3 separate regions of the Homo sapiens genome follow, and regions 1 and 3 are each linked to region 2. The links are chromatin loops, found by intact Hi-C in ENCODE. Cell type or tissue: endothelial cell of umbilical vein. All regions are shown on one strand.

Evidence for each region. Hi-C counts contacts between places; a loop is a spot of excess contacts. Peaks named below come from ENCODE experiments on the same cell type or tissue, not always from the same donor. Only the 100,000 strongest peaks of a DNase experiment are listed, where the experiment ranks them.
Region 1: it touches region 2 in a loop (4-fold over the local background); 4 of 110 quality-filtered maps call a loop at or near these places.
Region 3: it touches region 2 in a loop (3.0-fold over the local background); 31 of 110 quality-filtered maps call a loop at or near these places.

Annotation. Positions count from the first base shown.
Region 1 is chr3:161,313,372-161,318,371 of GRCh38, reverse strand. No RefSeq gene overlaps it. Among named protein-coding and RNA genes, the nearest start is that of SPTSSB, 56 kb to the left of the region's middle. In endothelial cell of umbilical vein, no CTCF peak of the experiment used is centred here; a DNase peak (open chromatin) is centred at 1,891; H3K27ac peaks cover 2,323 bases.
Region 2 is chr3:161,218,987-161,223,986 of GRCh38, reverse strand. NMD3 (NMD3 ribosome export adaptor) reads right to left here and starts at 2,676. Exons shown (of 16, transcript NM_015938.5): 1 at 2,578-2,676; 2 at 1,930-1,993. The coding sequence starts at 1,973. It also overlaps the pseudogene SRP14P5. RefSeq lists a silencer at 2,314-2,513 and enhancers at 2,433-2,934, 2,994-3,103. In endothelial cell of umbilical vein, no CTCF peak of the experiment used is centred here; a DNase peak (open chromatin) is centred at 2,736; H3K4me3 peaks cover 2,403 bases; H3K27ac peaks cover 2,440 bases.
Region 3 is chr3:161,101,854-161,106,853 of GRCh38, reverse strand. B3GALNT1 (beta-1,3-N-acetylgalactosaminyltransferase 1 (Globoside blood group)) reads left to right here and starts at 1,505. Exons shown (of 5, transcript NM_003781.4): 1 at 1,505-1,619; 2 at 2,448-2,535; 3 at 3,337-3,427. LOC124909453 (a long non-coding RNA gene) reads right to left here and starts at 2,173. Exons shown (of 2, transcript XR_007096147.1): 1 at 1,969-2,173; 2 at 1-283. RefSeq lists silencers at 1,601-1,690, 1,701-1,950. In endothelial cell of umbilical vein, no CTCF peak of the experiment used is centred here; a DNase peak (open chromatin) is centred at 2,123; H3K4me3 peaks cover 1,390 bases; H3K27ac peaks cover 898 bases.

The DNA.
Region 1 (5,000 bases), 94 kb before region 2:
CTGGACTCAAACTTCTGGGCTCAAGTGTTCCTCCTGCCTCTGCCTCCTGAGGAGCTGGAACTACAGGTATGTGTCACTGTGCCCCGCAATTTCATCTTACTTTAACAATTCTTTCTATTTTATTATCTCTATTATTTTAACACAGTCTAATTTCTATTTTGAGTGCACATCCTGCTAAGCAGGGAGGAAACACAACCTCAGACCTCAGGGCTCTTCCCCTCTGGTCAAGCTGCTGTCTCAGACTCAGGCAGTGGAAGACATTCAGGGAAAGGTAGGCTGCCTCTGAGACATTTATCATCCACAGTGGAGGACCCTGGAATTTCAGGGTCTTTCCACTCCTACCCTGACCTATCTGGGGCATGAAGTTCTCTGTAAAACTGCCGCAAGCAGCCTTCGCAACTCTAGTGTCTTGCCACCCTCCCAAAACCCTGCCTAAAAGTTTAGCAAGAGTACCATAGCAGTTAAAATAAATGAAGCTGGTTTATCTGGGTTCTAATTCCAGCCCTGCTACTTACTAGCTGTGAGATCAGCAAATTATATCTTCTTTCTCTGTCTCACTTTCTTCATTTGTAAGCTGGGAATATAGTATCTAACTCAAGGGGTTGTTGTGAGAAGAAAACATACCAAGCATTTAGAATAATGTCTGACGTAAGAATCTCATACGTTTTGATATTCACTAAAATGTAAGCTTCATGAGGGCATTTGTTCTAATTTTATCTATTTGTTCACTGCTCTTGAAACAGTGCCTGGTGTAAAAAAAGTTGAATGAATGAATGTTGAAAGATTCAGAATGTCAACCTAAATAACAAATTAAGAGAGGCTCTATTAGAAAAAATGATGTTTATTTGAGAATAGAGAATTGCAATGGGAATACGTCTGCCATAGTAAACTATGTGTATATTCAGGGAGGTAAAGGAAGACAAAGATTTTTAAAGGAAAAAATTAGGAAGATTACATAATTGTTTTGAAAAAAAATTATCCTTATCTACAAAGATCAATAACAAAAGATTAGTTGGGCTCAGTGGTGCGCACCTGTAGTCCCAGCTACTCTGGAGGCTGAGGCAGGAGACTAGCTTAAGCCCAGGATTTTGAGCCTGGGCAACACAGTGAGACCCTATCTCTAAAACATAAACAAACAAACAAAAAGGTGATACCAACCCAAGGTTAAACAGGCAGTTGCTGGGCAGATGTCCTTGCAAAAATATTTTTGTGTGTGTAAGGTTGCAATGACCTTTGTGCGAGGTTTTTGCAGTCTTTTATGATACTTTTGTTATCAGGCATACAAGATTGAATACCCTCTCCTCACAGCCTTCCCCACCTCTATTTGCCAGGGTTGTTATTGTTGCTATTGCTGTTTTAACATTAGTGACTCCATTTTGAGTCTGACAGCTTTCACAAGGGCATGTTTCTTCTCTGCCCCAGAACTTCAGAGCTCTCTGTTCTTCTGTGTTTCCTCCTTCCAACCCCAGGAAATCTTCCAGCCCTGGTCTCAGAGGAATCTTTTCCCTTGCGGGTTTCTGGCCAATATGTTGGCCTCACCTATTCTTCCAATGCCAGGAAAAACATGTAGACTATTTCACCTTTTTGCCCCAACTATATTCCTCCATGGAAGCAAAGAACAGGCTTAACTACCTATTTGAGTGGAAGGAAAGGAAAGGAGGAAATACAGAATAAAAGCATATGTTTAAAATTTTGAAATGTTATCCCGCCCCAAGAGTTTTCACTCATTGTTTTTTTTAACTTTCAGTTTTGCATGAATGAGTCCAAAGGTTGTGTAAAATTATAGAAATTTTTCTTTAATCATAATATGAAATGCAACTCACAGCTGTTCACATATCAGCTGAATCTAATCAGTGTCTGACTCATGGCCTCACCATTGTATTAGCTGTGCTAGTCAGACAGTTTCCTCCTGGCCTTCTTGGAAAAGATGGGCTTGGTGATTGGGTAGCCATGGCACTGCAGTAATAGTAGTAAGCAATTTGCCTTCTTTGAGAAAAGTTCTACTCTATTTTTTAGGTACACTCAGAACCCATACGCAAACGCACCACACACATTTTCTGAACAGAGGTGGGGCAAGCAGGTAGTAGACTTTCCTGCCACATCAGACCTCAAGGTAATGTTCTCCTTCCCCACCCTCCTTTCCACCCATCTCCTCCCACTCCCCCAACTAATTTCCAGCCTACTATTCATTTGCCAAGGCAGTCTGGGTTTCTTTGCCAAAAAACCACACCCAGGAAGGCTCCTTTGCCTGTATCCAGTTATACCAGCCCTGCTGCTTGTTGGAAGCCTCCCTATCCTTCACTTCCTTGAAGAGCCCTAAGTTAACCCACAGTTAACTGGGCTTCTTCTGAGACAGCAGTACCAGGGCTTACAATTTTGCACTAACATTTATAATGAAATTGTCAAACCCTCCATTTCAAAAATAGACCTGAAGTTGGTTTGGGGTTTTGTTTTAAGTAAGATGTATTTTCTTGTTCTTCGTTTACTCAGTCTTGGTTGAGATTGGATTTCAGTCTAACCTGTGCTACCTAGATGGGAAGATGGTGAACTATTTTACAGCAAAGACATCTCTCCCTCAGTCTAAATATTCTCTATGGTTGAATATTATACCCTACTTACATGGTGAATATTGGTAAGAATGAGAACTGATATAATTTGGAGATAAGTACCCCAGACTGAAGTTCCAATATCTGCATTCCAAATCATGACCTTGTCACTGTTTGTCCTTGGCAAGTCAGTGACTCTGTCTGGATCATTTCCCTATCTCTATGTTATGATATATTTTTGAAATACTTTCAAGTGTATTTTCACATCCTATAATTATCTTTGACTCTGCTAGCCCACTCATTTACATAGCATCTATTCCTTTAGGAGGGCAGATACCACTTAGAAAACAGGGTCAGCCTCTATGCCCAACACTACCTATTTTAAAAATTTATAGTGAAGTAATAATTCTGAAATCTCTAAATTCTTTCAGCTACCTTTTTATTTTAAAAAAAGCAAATCTTGGAGTTGGAGTGGCCACCTCATCTTGATTTGCCCAGGACTTTCTGTTTTATCAATGAAAGTCTCAAATTTTGAGAACTCCCTCAGTCCCATGCAAATCAGGTGACTGGTCACCCTACTTGGAGGTTTAATGATGAGTCATAGCATAGTGACAACTTAAGAAATGAAGCAGGATGGTAAGAATGTGAGCTGTAGGGAGTGTGGATGCTTCAGTCACCTATTAGCAAACTATTCCAAATGAATGACTTAAAACAAGGGCAAGCATTTATTTTGCTCGTGAATCTGGGCATTGAATGGCTTAGCCAGGTGGTTCTCACTCAGAGTATCTCTTGTGGTTGCCATCAGACAGTGGCTGAGCTGGCATCATCTTTAAGGATTCTTAGCTCACATCAGCTCCTGAGCTGGATGCAACTGAACAGCTGATAGCACACACTCCTCAGGTCTCATTCTTTCTCCACGTGGTCTCCCCAAATGGAGGTCTCAGGACAGCTGGTCTCCTTACATGGGATCGGAAAGCTCTGAGAGCAAGTCCTAAGAGAAACTGGTGGAAATGGCGGGGCCTTTCCTAGTTCAACCTAACATCACACAGTATCTTAGTTTGCGTTGCTGTGACAAAATAACAGAAGCTAGATAATTTATAAAGAAAAAAGGTTTATTTAGCTCATTGTTCTCTAGGCTGGGAAGTTCAAGAATTATTGTCTCAGCATCTGTTCAGTTTCTGGTGAGGACTTTTGAACTAGGTCAAAACATCATGGAAGGTCAAAGGGTAAGTGGGTATGAGTGAAAAGGCAAAATCTAAGAAACATCCTGGCTGTATAACAACCCACTCCCACAGCAACTAATCTAATATCACCACAGCAAGAACTTACTACTTTGAGGTAGCACCAAGACATTCATAAGGGATCTTCCCCCATGACCCAAACACCTCCCACTAGGCCCTACTTCCCAATACCACCACATAGGAGACCAAATTTCTTTCTTTTTTTTTTTTTTTTTTGAGATGGAGTCTGGCTCTGTCGCCCAGGCTGGAGTGCAGTGGCGTGATCTTGGCTCACTGCAAGCTCTGCCTCCCAGGTTCACGCCATTCTCCTGCCTCAGCCTCCTGAGTAGCTGGGACTACAGGCGCCTGCCACCACGCCTGGCTATTTTTTTGTATTTTTAGTAGAGATGGGGTTTCACCATGTTAGCCAGGATGGTCTCGATCTCCTGACCTCGTGATCCTCCTGCCTCAGCCTCCCAAAGTGCTGGAATTACAGGCGTGAGCCACCACGCCTGGCCTTCGGGGACCAAATTCCAACATAAGTTTCGGTGGGGACAAACTCAAAGCATAGCATGCAGCATCACTTCTGCCATATTCCTTTCATCAAGAAAGTCACAAAGGCCCACCCAGGGTCAAGGGAGGTGACATGGACTGCACCTTTTTTAGTTTCAAAAATTTTTCAGACTTGTTTTAAAACCACCATAAGGAGAAAGAGGAGAATATACCCCTTCCAGCTCAGGGAGTTTGCTAGAAAGAGAGAAAGGAGATTTAGGGAAAGCAAATTGTCAGATGTGTATGTGTTATGGATCACTACCAAACCTCCTTAGCTCATAAGATCAAAGAAGTATCAGGTGGGACAAGGGTCAAGAGGAAAGCCAAGAGTAGAGGTGCTGTTGCCACTTTCAGATTCACTCTGGAAAGATGTCATCACATAGAGGGACAACAATGAATGGCCACAGCAAAGTAAAAATAGGCAACACAGTATGGGTAGATAGTAAGAGGGCTTGCTTACCCAGAGTCTTCTTTGGCTCTCGGGTGTCACGGAAGAGACTTACAGGTTCCTGCCTGCATCATGAAGGTGGTGGAAAGAAGCTGATATTTCCATTTGCAAAGATGCCACACATCATTAGTGAGGTGACCCTGAAGAATCTTAAGCTGGGGGTCCCAGGGCCCCTCAGACCTTAGAAAGAAAGAACAGCAGCACCAAGAAAACTGAGGAGAGAATGAGTCTACA
Region 2 (5,000 bases):
TCCTTCCAAACATTTTCTATGCAGACACAAACATTCACATTAACTTTTACAAATAAACAGATAAACTTCCCAACCACAAGTGTAATAGCAAACTTGGGAAAAATTTGAGAAGCACTGTTATTCATTATCCCTTGTTGAAAATTGGAAAACCAAGAAAGAATCAATTAACAAGGCAATAGTGTGTCAATGGCAAAAACCAAAAAGAAAATCCTGTATCAAGAATATGTAAGATCAGTTTGTCTCTTTTTAATTCAACCACCTCATCTCTAAATACTAAGTCTTCAAAAATCTATTTATTCAGGGCATACAGAGGACCATAGCTTAGGTGAACAGTATGGTGTCACTACATTAAAAGACTACAGCTGTCTACTTATCTCTAATGAACATTTCTTCAAGTATATCTCTGGACTACACCAATAGAAACTAATATCTAAATCATTTCTAACAGAATCAGACGCCAATATACTCCAAAGGCAATTAAAAAAAAAAAGCATAAGGACTGCTGAAATATAAACATTTACCCATAGCAGAATTTTTTTTTTAACAGTATAGGAAGTCTATCAACATCTAGAGACTCAGTATAAATGACGGAACTATCATAATTCGAGATGTACTGGGGGCAGAAAAAGTCTGAGAACCCCTAATGTAGAACAACATTGTCCAAAATAAAAGTTCAATAATCTTCCATGTCCAATGGTAGCCACTAGCCACATGTGGCAACATGGCTAGTACAAACGAGCAACCAAGTATTTAATTTTATTCCATTTAAATTAATTTAGGAAACTTCCAACTTAAACTGCTTGGGGTTTATGTTGACAGAGTGGAGCCAGCGGTACCACCTGGAAAGAAAGCAGTTCCTGACAGAGCTAACCAGGCTCTTCCAGAAGTGCTGGTTGTCCGGAGGGAAGTATAATGGTCAAACAACCCATTCCAAGAAAGGGTTCTGTGAAGGGCTTTGAGCCCTTAGACAAGTGTCTGTTAAAAGCTACTGATAGAACAAGGAAGATCAGCACTATGCTGAGCTCCAAAGACATTTTCAGATGGCTTATTCAAACCCACTGAGCTAACTGATGGACAAGGGAAGAGTAAAGCATCACAGGGAAGGGGGCCAAATTTCCTGCTTTCACTAACCACTGAATTCCTATTTTTCCTTTGGTTTTTACTTTTGGCCACAAAGCTAGTTTCTCCATAGTTACTGTTTTCCTGTGAGATTAGGGTCATTCTAGACAGAAGGACTACAATGTTTACAGGGTAGTTGTGGTAAGAAGCCAATTTATTTTAGATTTAGCTAATTGGTCTGTGCTGAACGATTCCAGGATTATCGTTTAAAAGTCTCTGTAGTAATCTCTTTGAAGAGCACTGTATCATTAAACCTATTTAACAGCAAAAAAAAAAAAGTTAATTTGAACTTAAATGCAAGAAATTAAAAATTGATAACTAAGATTTAAGATGTTCAAAATTTAAAAATTACTACATTATAATCTCCAATAAAAATCAGGAAGTCATCCGAGCTACTCGGGAGGCTGAGGCAGGGAATTGCTTGAACCCGGGAGGTGGAGGTTGCAGTGAGCCGAGATCACACTACTGCACTCCAGCCTGGGCAACAGAGCGAGATTCCGTCTCAAAAAAAAAAAGTAAGTAAAAAGTAAATTTAAATAGCCACACGTAGCTAATGGCTACATATTGGACAGTGCCGATCTAAAAGGATGTATGGTAAATATTTTAACCCTCTTAGAGCTTATATTTACTAGAACAAGCTTTATAACCAGAAACTAATTCGATTTTCTACAGAAATAAGACTTCTATTTTTTCCCATTTATGACAATATACGCTCTTTCCCACCCACCCTCAAGCGTTCTCCATAGTGAGTTTCCCGGGCTCACTGAAGATTTTCACATTTAAGGGGGAAGGAAGAAGTGTCGCACTCACATGTGTCCAGGGCTGCGGTCGGTGGATTCTGCCATATACTCCATCGTTCTGTATGCCTTAAGTTCTTTTAAAAAAAAAAAAAAAAAAAAAAAAAAAAAAGAGAATGTTGGGATTTAAATCACTTTACCTAGTCTCCTCTTTTTACGTCTTCCTCCAGTCTCTCTGAATAATTAATATATTCACAGAACTTCGAAAAAGCAGGAAAGAAGGAAACCCAACTCCACTGGGTAAGTTCGTTAAAAAGAACTTTAAGATGAGGACCATGGGATTTCCTGAGCTTCCCAGCTGCAAGACCCTCGGGCCACCCAGCTCTGCCGCTGACCTCCATCTCACCTGGGCTCCAACCCTGGACGACCAAGGGCGAGGTCAGCTCGGGATTGTGGACGCCCGGGCCCTCCCGCTCTCCACCAGCCCAGGGACCGCACCGGACCACCGCGCCTCAGACCCACGCCACAGGAGTCTCCGGACGGCGTCCCGGCGCCCGAGGGCCACCCACGCCGACCCCCAACCCCGGGGCGCGACCGCACACGGGTTCCGGGCACGCGGCGCTCACGCAGACTGAGCACGGCCCCGAGGCCGGGGAGCCCGCCCCATCCGCTACTCAGGGGCCCGCGGCCGACAGCCCAGGTCTCGGACTCCGGAACCTACTTCGCGCCTCCAGACCAGCCCTGGATTTGCTGAAAACCCGCAACAAAATAGACCCCGGCTGTCCCGTCAGCTGCCAACCTGGCTGTCTCCGCCACAGAGAAGATCTCGCGAGCGAAATGCTCGAAATCCCGCGGCCCGAGTGACGTATTAAAAGGGACGGGGTGGGGACGAGGAAAGGGGCGGCACCGACGGGCGGAAGGGTGATGGGAGCGGCCTGGTGGCTGGGAAAGCTCGCGGAGAGAAGTCCCAGGGGCTCATTTGCCGTCAGTGACTGCTTTTCAGTTATCGTCTCGATTTTCCCAGGCCAGGGTTTACTCCAAACCAACCTCGCCCGTATATTAGTCTCTTTTCAGCTATCCCGACTGTGAGCTTGCTTCTTGATTAAATGATTATTTTATATAAAAGTTATCTGTAAACGGTACCTTATGCAAAGAAACTCCATCCAGGGCAGTGCCTTTTGTCTGTTTGGTTCACCGTCATATACAGGCCTGATGCCTGCCACATGCTAACTGCTCAAATGATTATTTGTTGAAAGAATGAAATGTAAAGCATAATTATCTGTGAAGAAGTCTATGCGATTTTTAGACAAATTATTAATTATGTGCTTCCGGATAGTGCATTTAATATCTTCTTATGACTGATTTATCCCTCAAACTTGGAGCAGCACAGACCGTGTCTAATCTGTCTCATGACAGCCTTTCAAATATTTGAAGAGTACAACCATTTTTTTTTCTAAATCCTCTCATCCCAAATTTCAAGGAATAAGCAAAGGCGTTTTGTAGAGGGTGATCAGAGACAGCCTCTCATCATTTCTTGCCCAGAATACTTAAGTAGCCTCTCGTCTGTTGTCTCTACTTGTAGACTTCAATTCATCCTTCTGAAATGCAGTTCTGATTTTGTCACACTCCCCTGCTTTTAATCCTTCAGTGGCCTCTGATTACCTTCAGCATTATTTCCAGTTTCTTTGTGTGGAAAGAAGACCTTTCAGGATCTGATCTCCACATATCCTGTCCTACTCCCAAGCACACGTACTCGCAAGCCATGAAGACCAACTGGCAGGTCCTCACAGAAAATAGTCTTCCTTTGCTTCTACCCGGGACTCGGCACTAAAGATTAAGCCTGAATTAGTTTCCTAGTGCTGCTCTAACAAATTATCACTGATTTAGTTGGCTTAGAAAACACAAATTTGTTCTCTTCCAGTTCTGGAAGCTACAGGTCTAAATAGATGGTGAGGGCTGACTCTGGAGGCTCCAGGAGAAAATCCATTCCCTGGCCCTTTCCAACTTCTACACGCTGCCCACATTCCTTGGCTTGTGGTCCCACATCATTTTGCAGTCAGAGTCTCCTTTTCTCACCCCCACCCCCCCGCACCCCTCTTACAAGGACACTTGTGATTTCACTGGGCCCAACCAAATAATCCAGAATAATCTCTCCATCTCAAGAAATTTAATCACATCTGTAAAGTTCGTTTGCCATGTTAGGTAATATATTCACAGATTTCAGGGAATAGGACATCTTTGCAGAGCCATTATCCTGTCCACCATACATCCTCTCTTTTCTGACTCCTTCGGTCCCTAAGGGCCAGAGGAGTTACATGCTCCTTCTGTATATATGGTTCTATGATAACACCTTTATACGAGGTATATGCCTCTATAATAGTGCTTTGAATTGGATCATAAATTTTCTACTCTGCATGCCCAGCAGTTTCAAAACCCTGGAGAGCAATTCGGGTCTTGTTCTTCTTGGTGCACCTAGCACAGCAGCTGACACAAAACAGACCCTCAATATATATTGGTAAATTAATTATCCATTTAATACCCACCACAACTCTGAAGAGACAGTGTTTTTCTCCCCGTTTTTTCTATTCACACTGCCTATGCCCTCAACCAAACACCACTAGGAACACAGCTGTAGTTAAGCAGCTTCTGTCTATTTATTACTCTTCGAAGTGAGCCCAGACACTCACCATGGATACCCTTTGGGTATCTCAGTAAGAGGGTGTTTAGAACAAACCTATCATAGGATTGGGGCTTTGGGCGGGTGTTTTCGGGGAGGCCCTAAGAAAATAGAGGTTTTTCTATAGATTGGATGCTGTCAGAAAGCAGGGGCAATTCTGTGATTGGATGTCTCAGTAAATCTTATTTACACAAAGGGAAGCAGGAGGATAAAGCTGCAATTAGCAAAGAAGTAGCAGTCACTCATTTTGGTGAAGAAAGGGAATGTTTGGTATTTTGTGGGTGGCATAGTGAACTTATTTTGGTCTGTGCTTAGACAAAATTATGAAGTGACCTTCTTTGCCTCATTTTATCATGGTTTCAGAGTAATCTTGTCTGAGTTTAGTATTCTGTGAAATTATTTCTGTCTAATAGGAAAATATTATGGCATAGCTGCAAGTACCAGACCAGCTTCTAAATGTCAAAGGC
Region 3 (5,000 bases), 120 kb after region 2:
CCACATAACCAACCTTCAGAATTATGAGAAATATTAAATTGACATTTTTGCAAGCAACTATATTTTGGGAGAGTTCGATCTGCAGCAATAGATGACTCAATCACAAGCTGATAAATGCTACACAAAGAAAAAGGAGACTGCTTCAAAGGAAATAATCTCATAAAGGTTTTGGGCCTTTTTGTCTCACTTACTTCATTTAGGAGAATTTCTTACCCCAATCTGTTGTCCATGGCTCTGCTTTGCATTCCAGGGAAGTTTTGGCAGCTATGAGCACATATACCTGCTGGTTACTCAAAGGACATTCAAAACATTTTAAAAATGAGTATTGAAATACAACTTTTCTAAAATTTTAAGAAACGGAATTTGTAAAATATAGTATTAATGCCCTAAAGCATTCTTCCAAATAAGAGGTCTATTTTTTCAGCATATTAATCTATCTGCAGTGAAACCTGTCTGGTTTTGTTATTAATGGACCTCCTTGACTTAGTGAGGTGAACTGTCAGCCCAGGTAGGGTGAAGAATGGCTGTGATAAAGGCGTGCAGCAGGGCAGCAATCACTTTACCCTCTGCAAAGGACACAGCTACCTGCCAAGGCTGGAACCAGGAAAACAATCTCAACCATAATTTAGATCTGATTATTATAATTTAGATCTGATTATTTATGCAGTGTCAACTAAGTCCTTGACTTACACTGCTACTATCTAAACTTACTTTTGTTGTATATCCATTTTGATCTCTATATTCACCCCTATTATTTTCAGAGAACCTTCAAACTATCCTAAGTAATTTTGCAGAAAAAGGCTATAAGGAAGAAGCAGTCAGGCCAAAGAGTCAGTAAACAAAAAGAAATGGTGGGCCACGTTTAGTCTTGATGCAAATGTGTGGGTTACAATCAGGGGTGGTGCTCATGGCTGAGCTTGGTAGTGGTTAAATACATGATCCAGACCCACTTGATTTTGAGGAAAGGACCAGTACAATCAATACTGCACATCTTGGTAAAAGGAGTTTGAGGAGATGGATCTGGGAGTTTAGGTCAGCTATGCTCAGGTGTACAAAAGCAACTCCCTGGGACTCCCATCCATACACAGGCCATTGAAACCTGACGTGTCTCTCTTACCCCCATTCCATTCCCCATCGATTCCGGAAGAAGAACTGGCATTTCTTCTGAGACAGCAAAGAACTCCTCCTAAGATTTCCTCTTTCCTAATTAGTTCTGTATGAAGTTTAACAAGAAAATCCCTCCAGGGCCGCCTCGAGGCCATGCACTCACGCAGTTTGGAAAGACGACCAGGGAAAAAGGATCTCAAACAAAAATTCTAGCTCGACGTCTGCCACTAAGTTGTCTAATTTTGGCCAGCATCAACTAAAGGCATACATAACACGGCCGTGCTCGGAATGCAAGGTGACCGCGAGGACCCAGAGGGCGCGCCATGCGAGCTCACAGGGCTGGGGGCCGCCTGGGCCCGCGCGTGCAGCCAGGGGCTTCCGGCCGCGGCCCTGGCGCGTGGTCTGCGCGCGCCCGGCCGTGCGTGCGGATGCGGGGAGGCTGCGTGTGTGCGCAGGGAGAGAACGCCGGCCACCTTCCCGCTTCCGAGCTGGGTGCGCGCCGAGCACAGGAGGTGAGTGAGAAGGGCGGCCCTGCAGGGTCTCCGAGGCGGTTGAGTCCTGCCACTGGGTGGAGGGTATAGCCACCGGACCCGCCTTTCCCGGAACGCGCCGTCCTCGGAAACGCCTAGACCCCGGCAGCTAGGCCGGGAGGCACCGCCCACTCCTCTAGAGCGGAGCGTGGCCCAGGTTGAGCCGCCGCACCGTGGGTCTCGGGTCTCGGTGACGAGCAGCTGCCCGCCTCCGGTGAGCGCGGGAGAAGGGGCCCAGTGGGGCAGTGGGCGACGCGGAGGGCCCAGGCCCAGGCCGCGGCCGCGCCGCATCCGCTGGTTGTCCACCTTGCCTTGCCCCAGGGTGCAATACCTGCCTTGCGTCGCCCGTGCCGCTCCAGCCACCGTCAAATCCGGGTAGCGACCCGGGGCGTTTGCAGCGGTGCCGAGGAAGAGGACGGGAACGGTGTTACGGTATTGGTGGGCCCCTAACAGGCCTGCGGCGAACGCTTTCCCGGAGCGCTAGGGAAGGGCCCCGGCGCAGGGATGTCGGAGGGATTGGGAAGGAATGTGAAACTAAGTGGGGAATGTGGAGAACGGGCGGAGAGAGAAGGAAATCCCACGGGGCTAGGGCTACAGGATTCCTACAGGCAGTGTTAAGGAACATACAGGGCGTTTTAAAAAGATTCCTAGAGGTGCAACGGAGTCTCACTTTTCCAAGCAGTAAGGAATGATGCCATCCTCAAGTACGGGTAGTCTTTGAATTCAGTATCCGTTCGCCTTCTTAATGTTGGATTTAGGAGGGAGATTTGCAGGGCTTTCATGATTTTGTTTCCTCTGCGTTTTGCACAGATTGCCTGCGTTTAGGAGGTGGCTGCGTTGTGGGAAAAGCTATCAAGGAAGAAATTGCCAAACCATGTCTTTTTTTCTGTTTTCAGAGGTAAGGAAAATTTGGGTTTGCAGTGTTCAACTGGGAACAAGTTTTTTAGCTTCTCCCAGGAGGCTTAAGCAAAAGAAGGGCGCTGAATTTGTGCTCTTAGTATGCATGTGTCGATGCCTGATAAAAGCACAAATTACTGAACGCGTATCAGTCTGGAGAACAGAATCGTTTATTACTAACAGATAAGAGACTATGACTTTTTTCCCCTCATAGACTAAAATGTTCGTTCAAATGAATGGCCATTGGATAACTCCAGACCTGAAAATAAACACTGTTGTCAAAACAGCATCCAGGCCGGGCGCGGTGGCTCACGCCAGTAATTCCAGCACTTTGGGAGGCCGAGGCGGGCAGATCACCTCAGGTCGGGAGTTCGAGATCGGCTTGGCCAACGTGGTGAAACCCCGTCTCTACTAAATATACAAAATTAGCTGGGTGTGGTGGCACACACCTGAAATCCCAGTTCCTCGGGGGGCTGAGGCAGGAGAATTGCTCGAACCCGGGAGGCAGAGGTTGCAGTGAGCCGAGATTGTGCCATTGCACTCCAGCCTGGGCAACAGAGTGAGACTCCATCTCCAAAACAAACAAAAAACAAAAAAACAGTGTCCAAGTATAATTTCAGATTAGAGCATGAGGTGATTTGAAAGCGAGAAGAGAGGATCAAGGCTTTTCCAAAAATGAAAAAAGTGTTGATATGTAATAAATGGCTCCAAAAACAACTTGCTAAGTATACAACATTGATTTTAGATGTCATAATTCCTAATGTTATGACTCATATATATTTTTTTCTGTTCTTCTGTTCAGTAGTTCACAACAGATCTGAGTGTTTTAATTAAGCATGGAATACAGAAAACAACAAAAAACTTAAGCTTTAATTTCATCTGGAATTCCACAGGTAAGTTCATCTACTTTTAACTTATAAATTATCCTAATTGGTTAAAAATGCCCATAATAATGCCCTTTACAAGGTTTTAAGTATCGTTGATGCAGCCACGAAGTTTGTTGTATATTCTAGTACGATTCTTTCATCAGAGGATTTGAAGAAATTCAAGAGTGAAGCTCTACTAAGCCATTTTGGATAATATATTTTTTTCTTTTTTCTTGCTTGAAAAATAGAGACAAGGCCACTTTATGTTTCCCAGGCTGGACTGGAACCCCTGGGCTCAAATGATCCTCCTACCTAAGCCTGCAGAGTAGCGAGGACTTCAGGTGTGTGCCACCTCACCCGGCTCTAATAATATATATATTTTCTAAAAAATTGAATTATTAAAATACCATGGTTCTTCAGGAAAACCCAATAACTATAAAAAGTTAATTTGGTGGGTCATATTCAACTTCAAGTTCTGACTCAATTCCCTTTATGCCTAAGAAAATGCTCCATTGAGTACTTTTTCTCTTTCCCCTTTGGATGGATGATGTCTCTTCTTCTTGTGCCCAGCCTCCAGCTTTGTTCCATCCACCATTGGATGATGCAGGTAGAACCCTCTTTTGGGAAATGTCTTTGTCCCTTTCACAACTATATCATGTCCAGACCAAAGAAGCTTTTAACAGGATGGATCATGGTTGCTCGCTATGGGGTAAACTCCCACTGTGTGGTAGATAGCCACATGGATGGGGTCAAGCACGTGGGATCAAACAGGATACTCTTAATGACCTTGCACAACAGATACATTCAAAAGTTACAGTTCATTTAACAGCAGGCTGTTTGGCAAACATCTCTCTTGGGACTATGGACAATGCTTTTATACTAATAAAAAATTGTATATTATAAATACTGATTTGCTTTTGTTACCAGTCCTTTTGGCATATTGTGAATTAGAGGCTAGGGGAAGATGAGAGGATGAGCTAGAAATACGGCAGTTTGTAGGGGGCGCATCAGCATGGGGAAGGAAGATGAAGCCACAGAACATCTGTAGGGTAGGGCCCCAAGTGCTGGAAGGTTGGGAGATTTGGCTGGGGAGATAACCTGCACTCCTTGAATCTCTGAGACATTAAGGAACTAAAAGAAAGCTAGAGTAGGTTATCGGTTTCCCACCCCATGTATTTCTGACTCTGAACACAGGTAGGTAGGTAGGATCTCATTGTCTGTTGCTTCTCTTTCTGTGTCTGTTATCTGGAACTATATTTAGCTATTTTGTTTCCAGAGTTTGTTTTCAAGAATGGAGTTACCACTTTCTATGCAAAAGCAGAATGGAGTAGCTGAGACAGACCCTAGGGCCCTCAAAGAAGATATTTACTATCTGCCTTTTATGGGGAAAAAAGTTTGCCCGCTTCTGGGATAGAACATGGATTTCTGCTAAACTCAAGCTGTGCATTTTGAATAGTCTCATAAAAGTTAGAATACACAAGTCCTCCTGTTAAAACATTTCACAAGCCTGCAGCCACCTATTCCTGCAGCATGTCATAGGGCTCAAACCATATCTCATATCTGGAATTGTATTTGGCTGCTATTTTGGTTACAGACTTTG